4 separate regions of the Homo sapiens genome follow, and all the other regions are linked to region 4. A link is a contact called in ENCODE Hi-C or POLR2A ChIA-PET data. All regions are on one chromosome and are shown on one strand. The core of a region is the stretch at or near the end of the contact, and the rest is flanking DNA. Distances in the headings are between cores, read along the strand shown.

What was found. A loop is a pair of places that touch in the nucleus more often than their neighbours do. ChIA-PET counts read pairs that join two places held with the same protein, here RNA polymerase II (POLR2A). Pooled maps may share reads with other maps.
Region 1: a loop to region 4 is called in a map of CD8-positive, alpha-beta T cell, with 2.3 times the contacts of the local background. The contact joins the promoter of GUSB here to the enhancer-like site in region 4. A Hi-C loop is called at or near these places in 2 of 168 maps with a recorded cell type or tissue (CD8-positive, alpha-beta T cell and naive thymus-derived CD4-positive, alpha-beta T cell) and 9 of 50 pooled maps. POLR2A ChIA-PET finds 5 or more read pairs at or near these places in 2 of 52 experiments (H1 and OCI-LY7).
Region 2: a loop to region 4 is called in a map of naive thymus-derived CD4-positive, alpha-beta T cell, with 25 times the contacts of the local background. The contact joins the promoter of TMEM248 here to the enhancer-like site in region 4. A Hi-C loop is called at or near these places in 1 of 168 maps with a recorded cell type or tissue (naive thymus-derived CD4-positive, alpha-beta T cell) and 7 of 50 pooled maps. POLR2A ChIA-PET finds 5 or more read pairs at or near these places in 1 of 52 experiments (naive thymus-derived CD8-positive, alpha-beta T cell).
Region 3: a pooled map shows a loop between it and region 4 (21-fold over the local background). The contact joins the promoter of RABGEF1 here to the enhancer-like site in region 4. A Hi-C loop is called at or near these places in 1 of 168 maps with a recorded cell type or tissue (Calu3) and 10 of 50 pooled maps. POLR2A ChIA-PET finds 5 or more read pairs at or near these places in 7 of 52 experiments (Caco-2, H1, WTC11 and 2 more).

The regions. Positions count from the first base shown.
Region 1 is chr7:65,980,588-65,983,557 of GRCh38, forward strand. It overlaps GUSB (glucuronidase beta), which reads right to left and starts at 1,626. Exons shown (of 12, transcript NM_000181.4): 1 at 1,387-1,626. The coding sequence starts at 1,596. RefSeq lists enhancers at 1-215, 1,672-1,801.
Region 2 is chr7:66,919,967-66,922,666 of GRCh38, forward strand. TMEM248 (transmembrane protein 248) reads left to right here and starts at 1,259. Exons shown (of 7, transcript NM_017994.5): 1 at 1,259-1,495. RefSeq lists a silencer at 1,301-1,550.
Region 3 is chr7:66,739,350-66,742,077 of GRCh38, forward strand. It overlaps RABGEF1 (RAB guanine nucleotide exchange factor 1), which reads left to right and starts at 1,384. Exons shown (of 9, transcript NM_014504.3): 1 at 1,384-1,443. RefSeq lists enhancers at 998-1,047, 1,061-1,727 and silencers at 1,178-1,447, 1,468-1,607.
Region 4 is chr7:66,411,852-66,414,805 of GRCh38, forward strand. No RefSeq gene overlaps it. Among named protein-coding and RNA genes, the nearest start is that of LINC00174, 13 kb to the left of the region's middle. Within about 2 kb of position 1,705, at least 16 of the 41 ENCODE cell types and tissues checked have a DNase peak (open chromatin) inside an H3K27ac peak, as active enhancers do; they include CD8-positive, alpha-beta T cell, where a contact is called at or near this core.

The DNA.
Region 1 (2,970 bases), core at 376-2,875, 430 kb before region 4:
GCCAGTGGGGCCAGGAGTTCCTCCTCAGAGTGGATGGGGCACAATATCTCCTGAGACAGGAGCAAGCCCAGGGCCACATCCCAGCCAGAGGCAAGAAGGTTCAGACCTGTGACTAAGAGGCAGATGGCCACTGCCTGTCACAGGGAGGAAGGCTGGTTGGAGGAATGGGGGGAGCTTTGCTTAGGACACTGTGAGTGGGGTGCACACTGGCACCCAGCCCCCTCCTCTTTCCCTCCTGTACTGAATGCTGCAAAGTCAGAATAAGAGGATGTAGACCAGGCAAAAGCCGCCCAGACCTCACCCAGTTCCACTTCTCTGCAGATCACATCCAAGTCAGGAGGGGAACAGGGGTGGCGTCCTGGGCCTGATGTCATGTCCTGTCCTCTATGTGAACCTTGAAAACCAAGGGACTTCCTGCCTCGGCAGAGCTGACCTCAGGACATCTAAACTGTCACCTTCTCCCGATCCCCGGGCCCAGCTCTGTGCAGTGCATGCCGCTGTGGCCAGAGTGTGTGGGTGGCTCATGCCAGTAATCAGCGCTTTGGGAGGTCAACGTGGGAGGATGGCTTGAGGCCAGGAGTTCGAGACCACCCTGGGTAAATAGTGACACCCTGTATCTTTTTTTTTTTTTTAAGTTTTTTTGCCTTTTTTTTTTTTTTGGAGACGTAGTCTCACTATGTCGCCCAAGTTGGAGTGCAGTGGCATCCTGATCTCAGCTCACTGCAACCTCTACTCCCGGGTTCAAGCAATTCTCCTGACTCAGCCTCCCAAGTAGCTGGGATTACAGGCATGAACCACCACACTTGGCTAATTTTTATATTTTTAGTAGAGATGAGGTTTCACCCTGTTATGTTGGCCAGCCTGGTCTCAAACTCCTGGCCTCAGGCGATTCGCCCGCCTCCACCTCCCAAAGTGCTGGGATTACAGGTGTGAGCCACCGAGCCCAGATAATTTTTTTTTTTTCAATTAGCCAGGCGTGTTGGCACCCCCTAAATTGCAAGGCTGGGGCGGGAGAATCGCTTGAGCTCAGAAGTTAGGCTGGCGCCACTCCGCCCCAGCCTGGGAAACAGGTGCAAACCCAGTCTCAAAAAAATTTTTAAAAATTAAAAATAAATATTGAAAGGAAGGATACTGCACAGACTCAGCCTTTACCTCGGGAAAGGGCTCGGCAAGAGCCTTTTCTCCTCCTGCCTAATCCGCCCCGGCCCTCCAGGGTGCTCCTGTTCCCCCGTCCCCCAAGCCGGCGCCCCCAAGCCCGTTGACCTTTAACCTCCTGCGGGCCCCAGCTCGGAGACGCCCAGGGGAAGAAGTCTGCGGGGGGCCCGGGCTCCCCTACTCCCACCGCCGGGCTTTCGGGCGCCTCCCGGCCCTGCCCCGAGATCGCACCTCCCACAGCGGCCGCCGGTACCACTGCTCCTCGAAGCCCCGGCGTCGGTTGTCAGAGAAGTCGGCGCGGAAGCTCCAGAGGCCGTCCAGCTCCTTGCACTCCCGCGACGGGCTCTCCTGGGGGTACAGCATCCCGCCCTGCAGCCCCAGCGCGCAGCCCCACAACAACGGCCCGAGCGCCGCCCAGGCAACCGCCGACCCCCGGGCCATGCTTCCCGGTCCCCCGCTCGGCCACCGTCTGCGGCGCTAAGAAAAGCGCGGGAGGTGCCCGTAGGGCGGGTCGCGTGACGCGCCGGTGTCGTGATGCGCCTGAAGCCATCCGCGCCATCTTGGTTGAGGACGAGTGCCAGGCCTGGAGGGGCGGGGCCGGGCGCTGCCCGGTAGGGCTTGTGGCTGGAACCCCAGGCTAGGCCTTTGGGGAAACGGGACCCTCACCCTCAGCCCCAGCCGATAAGGGCGAGGTCTGCTCCCCACCCCGACCCAGGCTGGACGATCCAGGGCCGCAGGCCAGAACAGAACCCCTGAGATCGGTGGGATCCCCCTGTTTCTTCAAGGAGCACCTCCACTTGCTTTTCCCAGCAGGAATTCAAGGAGGCCCCAGCGGCGCCTCTTCCATGCCTGTCTGATGCAGCCTCTTGCAGGGATGCACGTCCTTGGGATGCGGCCATAGCCTTGACCCTGGGCTTCTGGAGCCCTGACCTTAACCCAGGGGCCAAGAGCTCCCTCTTGGTGTTGCAGGCACATAAAGATGCAGGGAGAGAGGCCAGGTGCACTTTGGGAACCCGAGGGGGGCAGATCACTTGAGGCCAGGAGTTCGAGACCAGCCTGGCCAACGATAGTGAAACCCCGTCCCTATTTTGTAAACATACAAAAAAAAAAAAAAGAATTAGCGGGGCGTGATGGTGCGTGCCTGTAATCCCAGCTACTCAGGAAGCTGAGGTAGGAGAATCGCTTGAACCCGGGAGGCAAAGGCTGCAGTAAGCCGAGATCGCACCACTGCACTCCAGCCTGGGCAACAGAGCGAGACTCTGTCTCAAAAAAAAAAAAAAAATTGCAGGGAAAGGGTGCCCTGCGGGACCCCAGTTTACTCCAGTAGGGAAGGCACCGTGTGGGAGAGGTAGAGGAGGAGATCTGGAGACAGCAAAGGAGACATAGATTTATGGAGGGGACTTTCATACAGGGACGGTGCAGTGGCCATTGCTGGACATGAGAACCACTACCATTTGTAAAAAGCATGCAGCTTACATAACATTTTCAACTAGCATCCTCGACCTGTTACTGGTGGAGTTCCGGGTGGTGAATCCCTACACATCAGCAACAACCTCAATTCTTGCCTCCTCAGAAGAAAGAATTGCACTGAGGGGCATAAGGCAGAAAGCCAGAGGGAGGTAAGCTGCAGAGCAGTAGTAAAAGCTTGTTAAAAAGCAGGCCAGTGCTGAGCGTAGTGGCTCACACCTGTAATCCCAGCACTTTGGGAGGCGGAGGTGGGGGGATCACGAGGTCAGGGGTTTGAGACCAGCCTGGCCAATATGATGAAACCCCATCTCTACTAAAAAATTAGCTGGGCATGGTGGCATGCGCCCG
Region 2 (2,700 bases), core at 9-2,508, 510 kb after region 4:
TTTATTACCTTTAAAGCACCCTGTACTCCTCCCCCATCCCATTCCCCTAACACTTAACATGAAGTTTATACATCTTTTTCTCATGCTTCATGTCAGTTCAAACAATTATGTATGCATCTCTAAACAATATGTTATGAACTTGCCTGTTTTGAATTTTACATAATGGAAATATGTAGCAGTGTACCATTTTGTGATTTGGTCCCTGCCAATATAGTCTGCAATTGACTACCATAATTGTGTGAGCTGTATTAAATAATTTTCACTGGTCTTTTGTACCCGATTAAACACGAAGATGGGCCAGGCGTGGCAGCTCACACCTGTAATCCCAGATCCTCCCGAGGTGGGAGGATCACTTGGGTCCAGTAGTTCGAGACCAGCTTGAGTAACATAGGGAGACCCTGTCTCTACAAAAACAAACCAAACCATGAATATATCAAAGTTGGTTTTTACATTTGACTGTATGGACATCTGCTTTTTCTCCCCAATTTTTAGTGAGTCATACTGCTGCTAAAAACATTGGTGTTGCTATGAGCATTATTTTGTCTACTTGTGCATAGGTGCAACTGTTTCTCCAGGGTAATATATTCTCAAGAGAGGATGTGTATATCTTTAAGTGTACTGCATAATGCCAAATTACTTTGCAAAGTGATTGTACAAAATTATACTTTAAAAATTTTCATTTTCATTTTATTTTATTTATAAATAGAGTCAGAGACTCCCTATGTTACCCAGGCTGGTCTGGAACTCCAGGACTCAAGCGATCCTCCTGCCTTGGCCTCCCAAAGTGCTGAGATTACAGGCCTGAGCCACCGCGCCTGGTCCAAAATTACATGTTTATCAGCAGTGATTAATATACAAGCACATCAACAGACACACGCATAGCACACACATGAGCATGCACACGTGTGCGCACTCCCTACACATCTACGCATGCACACACCCATACCATCACACACCACACACGCGCACACAGATGCACATACATGCACTCACTGCACACACCGTTGTACACGATGCACACTACAAGCCACATACACGCACTACGCACACACGCACACGCACAACACCAGACCGGCACACAGACCCATAAACGTCCATCACGCACTCCACGCACGTCCGCATGCACGCTACCCGTCCCGGAAGCGTGGTCTCCGCCGCCTGCCTCTGACGAAGCTTGTCCCGGCCGCGCCACCGTCGGACGCCCGGGGTCGGAGGTCACGGCGGCGTTGGAGGTGGCGTGGTTTTTTTTTTTTTTTTCACCCGGAAACCGCGGTTGCCGGAGCCCGAACTGAGGCGGCGGCGGGAGCCCGGTTGGCGTCTGGTCTTCGCGTCGGCCCCGCGGAGCCAGACGCTGCCCCCGGCGCGGGGAGAAGATGGTGCCTAGCGGCCTCGGGCCCGCCACGCGCCGCCACGAGTGAGCCCAGCGCGACCGCGGGCGTCCGCCGAGCAGCTGGCCCGGCTGGGCCCGGGGCGCGCAGCTGCCCGCCGGGGCGGGGTGAGCCGGGGCTGGAGGGCGGGCTGGGGTCGGGCCCAGTCGGGGCTGCCCGCGGGGCCGGGAGCGGGGAGCGTGCTGGTCGGGAGCGGCTCCTCCGCCGGCTTTTTTCACCGCTTCTCAGGGTGCAGACCCCGCCCCAACTGCTGGCGGGGGTCGCCCAGCATCGGCCGACCTCGGCCTGGTCCCCCCACACTGGGGTTTGCCCACTCGCGTCCCCCGAGCCAGGGTTCCCTGCCGGCCTTGGAGATGGCGGGACTTCCCACGTCTGGAGCCGAGGCCTGGATAATTCGGATTTGGCACGGGAAACATCTTGGTCGTTTGCCATTTTTCGGCTTTGGGGAGTGTTTGCGTTTCTTCTCCGTTTGGCAGTGAAACACATCTCAGAAAGGTGGGAGGGAGAGACTCACGTACGTCCACAAAGTTAAATGGCATAGTGGTGTTCCCTGTGTCAAGCTTGGTAAATATCCGGAATGGGGTGGATTCTTTCTTCATGTTTTTAATAAAATGAGGAGTGATCGCAAGGTAATCTAGAGGCATGTAGTTTCAGTTCCCTTGATGGGGACCATCAGAAATAAAACCAGGCTTGTTGTGCTGTTTTGAGTCGTTTGAACGCCGTACCCATCGGACAGCTGGTGAGGAGGCCTTTGTGGAAGAATCTGATGTCTGAGTTTAGTTCTCAACTAGCAGGTGACAGCCCTCACTGGCTGATGAATGGTGAGCTTCTCTGAAGCCTGCTTTGTAAAGATTGTGGCTTCCGCCTGAACTGCTTCTTTCCTGCCTCAAAGGTGAGCCGCTACGGGAGGGAATGGGAAGAAAAACTCCGAGACTGCTGATGAATATGTGATAAAGTGGTTTGTCTCGATAGCACCATCAGCTTGGGTCAGCTTAGGGTCTCAGCATGTGTATCTCATTTGTAGATGAGTGTTCCATCAGCGCTTGACCGATAAGGGTGTCCATCTACTTCCTCTTTTCATCTAGGGATTCTGACAGGAAATAGACCTGTCGCGCACCTAAGGTATACTTAGGTGTGCATTGACCCTAAGTGCATTTACTCTCTAGGATTAAGGATTTGGAGTTTCAACTTGTAGTGAAGATTCTGGGAGAATTCCTGTGGCCTGAATCAGGTGGACTGGAATCACTGCTAGCACCGGAGTCTCAATGCTAAAATCACCAAAGGCTAGTTAACTGGCACCTTCTCCGTTTAG
Region 3 (2,728 bases), core at 134-2,633, 330 kb after region 4:
ATGAATAAAGACTGAGAAACTCGGGCCGGGCGCAGTAGCTCACACCTATAATCCTAGCACTTTGGGAAGCCAAGGTGGGCGGATCACTTGAGGTCAGGATTCAAAACCAGCCTGGCCAACATGGTGAAACCCTGTCTCGACTAAAAATACAAAAAAAAAAATATGAGCTGGGCGTGGTGGCGGGTGCCTGTAATTCCAGCTACTTGGGTGGCTGAGGTGGGAGAATCGCTTGAACCTAGGAGGCGGAGGTTGCAGTAAGCCGAGATCGCACGACTGAACTCCAGTGTGGGCGACAGAGTGAGAGTCTCAAAAAAAAAAAAAAAAAAAAAAAAAATAGACTGAAAAATTACGCAACCTGTCCAAGAACACTACAGCGACAATTAGCAAAGCTGGGATTTTAACCCAGGTCTATCTCACAGCCACAGCATAGTATTTTCTTTTTTTTCTTGCTGTGACTGCACGTTACGCCATACATGGCATTCAGGACGCAGAGGAATTAGTATTTACTGTTTTTAACATTCCTTACATGGGAATCACGTAAAGAATCAGGTAAACAGGATTCAATTTGTGACTCAACCATTAATACTTTGTGACACTGGCTAATTTATTTCACTTCTGGATGTCGGTTATGTTTTTTTTGAGACAGGATCTCGCTCTGCTGTCACCCGGCCTGGAGTTCAGTGGAGGGATCTCTGCACCGTCAACTTCCTGGGCTATCAAGCGATCCTCCCACCTCAGCCTCCCTGGTAGTTGGGACCACAGGTGCCCGCCATCATGTCCGGCTGATTTGTAAAATTTCTTTTGTAGAGATGGTGACCTTGCTCTGTGGCCCAGGCTGGTCTCGAACTCCTGGACTCAAGCGATCCTCCTGCCTGGGCCTCCTAAAGATTCAGCTGCTTTTGGATCAACCGATCGCCTTAAGACCTTTTAACTCGAACACCTGTCACATCCTAGGATCCGCGAAGGACTGAAACAGAGTTTCTGAAGCGTCCCTCGGCGCAGTAGCTCCGCTCCACCTCCCATTCGCGCTACCACCGCGGCCGCAGCCCCAGGAGTCGCCGCGGAGCCAGCGTCGCCCTCCAGCTGTTGCGCGTCGGAAGCCGGAAGCAGGGACTGAGCGACAGACTAGGAAACGCCGGTTTCTCCGGGGCTCCCCAGCGCCCCACCTTTACCCCGGAGGCCGCCCTCTTCCATTTGCTCTTGGGCGTCAGGGCGGTACCCCACTCCGCTCGACCCTTTGGATCCACTCGCACTTCCTCCCGTCCAGAGTCAAAGGCCCCGGAAGTGACGTTTACGCGCCGCGCGTAACGTGCGTTCGCTGGCGGTGCCGGGGGCGGGGCGAGCAGGAGGGTGGGTGTGAGGCGGGAGCTGGCCGCGGAGCCCAGACCTACCCGGGCGAAGCGGGCGAGCGGTGGTTTGGACGCCGGCGGAGACGCGGGCGAGGTACGGAGCGGACGGACTGGGGCTGAGAGCTGCTCGGCTCTCAGCTACAGGAGCGGGGCGGCGGGGCGTCTCGGGCTGGGGGTGGCAGGGCGGTCGGTCCGTGCCATCCGCGCGGCTGGGGCAGTTGCGCGTCGGTGCCTCCCGCTGTCCTTCGTCCCACATTCCGTCTCCGTCAGCGCCGCCTTCCCCGTTCCAGGCCGCCCTCGGCTCCCTTAATCCTCAGAGTGCGGCCTCTCCGTCCCAGACGCTAGTTGCCGGGATCTCCAGCGCCAGCCGAGCCCCGACGGCCTGACGCGGAGCATTTCCTGGCCGCCTCCCTCTCCGGCGGCTCCCCTCGCCCCGGCTCCCACCTTCCGTCCAGGCCGCTGGCTCCGAAGCAGCGTCTGTGGTCGCACGGGGCCCCTCCCACAACCTCCCCGGAAAGCGCTGGTATGGGACGCTCGGACCCAGACCACAGCCCCCGGCCGCGGCAGGGGCGCGGGGACTTGATCCCACGTCACCCTAGGGGGCAGAAGTGTCCCGGAGTTGGGAGGGGATTTGAAGCCTGTGGTCCTGACTTCCACCCCGTGGCTGAGGGCGAGGCTGCGGGGCCGGGGTTAGGAGCAGAAGTCCCTGCTTCCGAACCGTCTGGGAGGAGAGCCGAGGGATGCCCATCACGGCAGTTTAGGGAGAGAGAGGGAGGGACTCTGCCGCTTTGGAGGCTAGGTCATAGGCAGCTGGCGGTGTCTCAGCGCGGGTGACCAATCCTTGCGGTTGGGAAATGTGTCGTGGGCGCCCGTGGGCTCGTTTTGCCTTTGAGATTAGGTAGGAAATTTTCCCAGGACGAGTTTACCGGAGCACCTTGGGAGTTGGTTTTTGGCCTGGAGAGCTGCTTTCCCCCCTCTAAACCTAGAACTGCTTTGTTTTTATTTATTATTTTTTTCGACATGGGATCTCACAGTGTTGCCCAGGCAGGTGTGAAACTCCTGGCCTTAAGTGATCCTCCCGCCTCGGCCTCCCAGAGTGTTGGGATTATAGGCGTGAGCCATTGCGCGGCTTTAACTGCTGTTAAAGAGTGTGTTCCGGCCGGGTGCGGTGGCTCACGTCTGTAATCCCAGCATTTGGAAGGCCAAGGCAGGCGGATCATGACGTCAGGAGCTTGAGACCATCCTCCCTAACACGGTGAAACCCCGTCTCTACTACAAATAAAAAAAAAAAAGAAAAAGAAAATTTGCCGGGCATCGTGGCGGGCACCTGTAGTCCCAGCTACTCTGGAGGCTGAGGCAGGAGAATGGCATGAACCCGG
Region 4 (2,954 bases), core at 455-2,954:
AAGGTCTATTTTGTCGAGATCAAGGGCTCCCATGAGTGACTGTGAGGCAGATCTGATCACTCAGAGGGGGAAAGGTAACCTCATAAAACCTGAAGATGTGAAAGGAGAACATAGCTGCTGCTCAGAAACTCCACTAGCCCATCTTGAAAAGAAATTATCTACGAACAGAGTAATTCCCAGTTTCCAATTCTAGGCCTTATAGTTTTGCTGAGTGTCCCTAAACTTTTCTTTTCTTTTTTTGGAGACAGAGTCTTGCTCTATCCCCCAGGCTGGAGTGCAGTGGTGCAATCTCGGCTCACTGCAACCTCCGCCTACTGAGGTCAAGCAGTTCTGATGCCTCAAACTCCCAAGTAGTGGAGATTGCAGGTACATGCCACCATACCCGGCTGATTTTTGTATTTTTAGTAGAGATGGGGTTTCACCATGTTGGCCAGGCTGGTCTCGAACTCCTGAACTCAGGTGATCCGCCTGACTCAGAAACCCAAAGTGCTGGGATTACAGGCATGAGCCACCACGCCTGGCCTTCTGCTCTTTCTTATTTTGCCCACCTAATGTAAGAAAACTAAGGTAAAATACATTTTTTAAGCAAACTAAAAGGAAGCTCTCTAGGTGGTATGGCTACTATACTCAGGAGACTTTAACTTCCCTTGACCCAAAAATGGCTATCTGGAAGTCAGCATCCTCAGAGTACACTTCAGATGCAAACTAGAATACATCAGTGTAAACTAAGGAAGTCCACAGCCTTTGCTTGAGTAAAACTAGATGCAACAGGCCGGGCGCCGTGGCTCACGCCTGTAATCCCAGCACTTTGGGAGGCCGAGGCGGGCAGATCATGAGGTCAGAAAATCAAGACCATCCTGGCTACCACGGTGAAACCCCGACTCTACTAAAAATACAAAAAAATTATCTGGGCTTGGTGGCGGGCTCCTGTAGTCCGAGCTACTGGGGAGGCTGAAGCAGGAGAATGGCATGAACCCGGGAGGCGGAGCTTGCAATGAGCCGAGATCGCGCCACTGCACTCCAGCCTAGGCGAAAAAGCGAGACTCCGTCTCGGGGGGGAAAAAAATACACCAAGCGTGCACCACGCCTGGCTAATTTTTGAAACTTTTCTACAGACGGGGTTGCGTCACGTTGCCCAGGGCAGTCTCGAACTCCTTAGACCAAGCCATCCTCCCCCTCGGCCTCCCAAAGTGCTGGGATTATAGAGTCCAGCCAGCCTCATGTTTTCTTTAAGCAGTCCCTCCCTGTTGCACAGTTGGATAGTTTATTTTTTTATTTTTTTAGACATGGTTTACCTCAGTCTCGCAGGACGGAGTGCTGTGATGGGATCACAGCTCATGGCAGCCTTGAACCTTGGGGTTCAAGGAGCTGGGAAGTTGAGGTGAAACTACTGAGACTGGGTCGCGCCACGTTGCTGAGGCTGCTCTTTAACTCCTGGCCTGAAGGGATCCTTCCGCCTCGGCCGCATCCAGACATAGTTTTCTAGTTTTGACCCACAGAAACAGTGCTGGGTCGGAGTTTGTCAACTACCCATCTCCAGACAGCAACACAAAGGACCTGGCAGGGAGGTCGCGGTTACCAAGCTCCACTCTAAGGAGAAAACAGCCTAGCTCCAGGCACTGTACCGTCACTGTGACGTCGCGGAAGGCCCGGTGCTGTGACATCGCCGAAGACACGCGCCTTCGGCGAACGCCCGTCCCCGTGACGTCACCAGAGGTGCGCCCAATCGGAACTCGAGGCGGGGCTGCGGGGGAGGGGGGCCTGGGTCTTCCAGAAGCGCGCATGCGCAGGCGGGTGGCCACAGGCAGCTGTCAGCTTCTGCAGGCTCGGACCCGGCGGCAGGCAACAATAAGCTACAAGGGGAGCTTTACCACTGCCTGGATTACTACTACCTGCGCGTTGGGCGCAGCAAGGGCTTGACGCTACTGGAGCACGCGCTGCGCACCAACCTGCTGGCGCCCAGCGGGCACAAGCACAAGGTGGCGCAGAAGCTCCTCAATGGACAGCACAAGCCCGCTAGAGCCAGCTGCAGTCCTTGCCACGCACTCGCCTCACCTGAGGCTGTGTAGGTGCGGCCCCCAACACCTAACCCAGCCAGGTACCGGGGACCACAGCAGCGTCCCCTGCCGCCCAGCGCCGCTCATACTGGGCAGGGTTGGCCCCCTCTGAGGCTGCCCCGCATTAGGGAGCTGCACCCCCTAGCTTGACATCTGATGGCTGTTGCAGCAACATTAAAATCTTTGGAAATTTGTAGGGTGGTAGAAGGGGCTAGGAAACGAAGAAAACATCTTATTAAAAATAAAAGCGATCGGGCCAGGCGTGGTGGCTCACGTCTGTAATCCCAGCACTTTGGGAGGCCAAGGGAGGTGGATCACGAGGTCAGGAGTACAAGATCATCCTGACCAGGATGGTGAAACCCCGTCTCTACTAAAAATGCAACAATTAGCCGGGCGTGGTGGCGGGCACCGATAATCCCAGCTACTAGGGAGGCTGAGGCAGAGAATTGCTTGAACCCGGGAGACGGAGGTTGCAGTGAGTCGAGATCGCTCCACTGCACTCCAGCCTGGGCGACAGAGCGAGACTCCGTCTCAAAAAGAAAAAAAAAAGAATTGCTTGAGCCCGGGAGGTTAAGGTTACAGTAAGCCGACATTACGCCACTGCACACCAGCCTGGGTGACAGGACAGAGTGAGATCATGTCTTTAAAAAAATATATATGCAAGTGACAGCTTTTCTTCCAGTGCTAATGCTCAAACTGAGTAAAGTAATTGGGCCGGCCCCGTGGCTCAGGGGCCCTTAATTCCAGCACTTTGGGAGGCTGAGGTGGGCGGATCGCTTGAGCTGAGGAGTTCCAGACTAGCTTGGGCAACATGGTGAAACCCTGTCTCTACAAAAATACAAAAAATTAGCTGGGCATGGTGGCGCGGGCTTGTAGTCCGCACTACTTGCGGGGCTG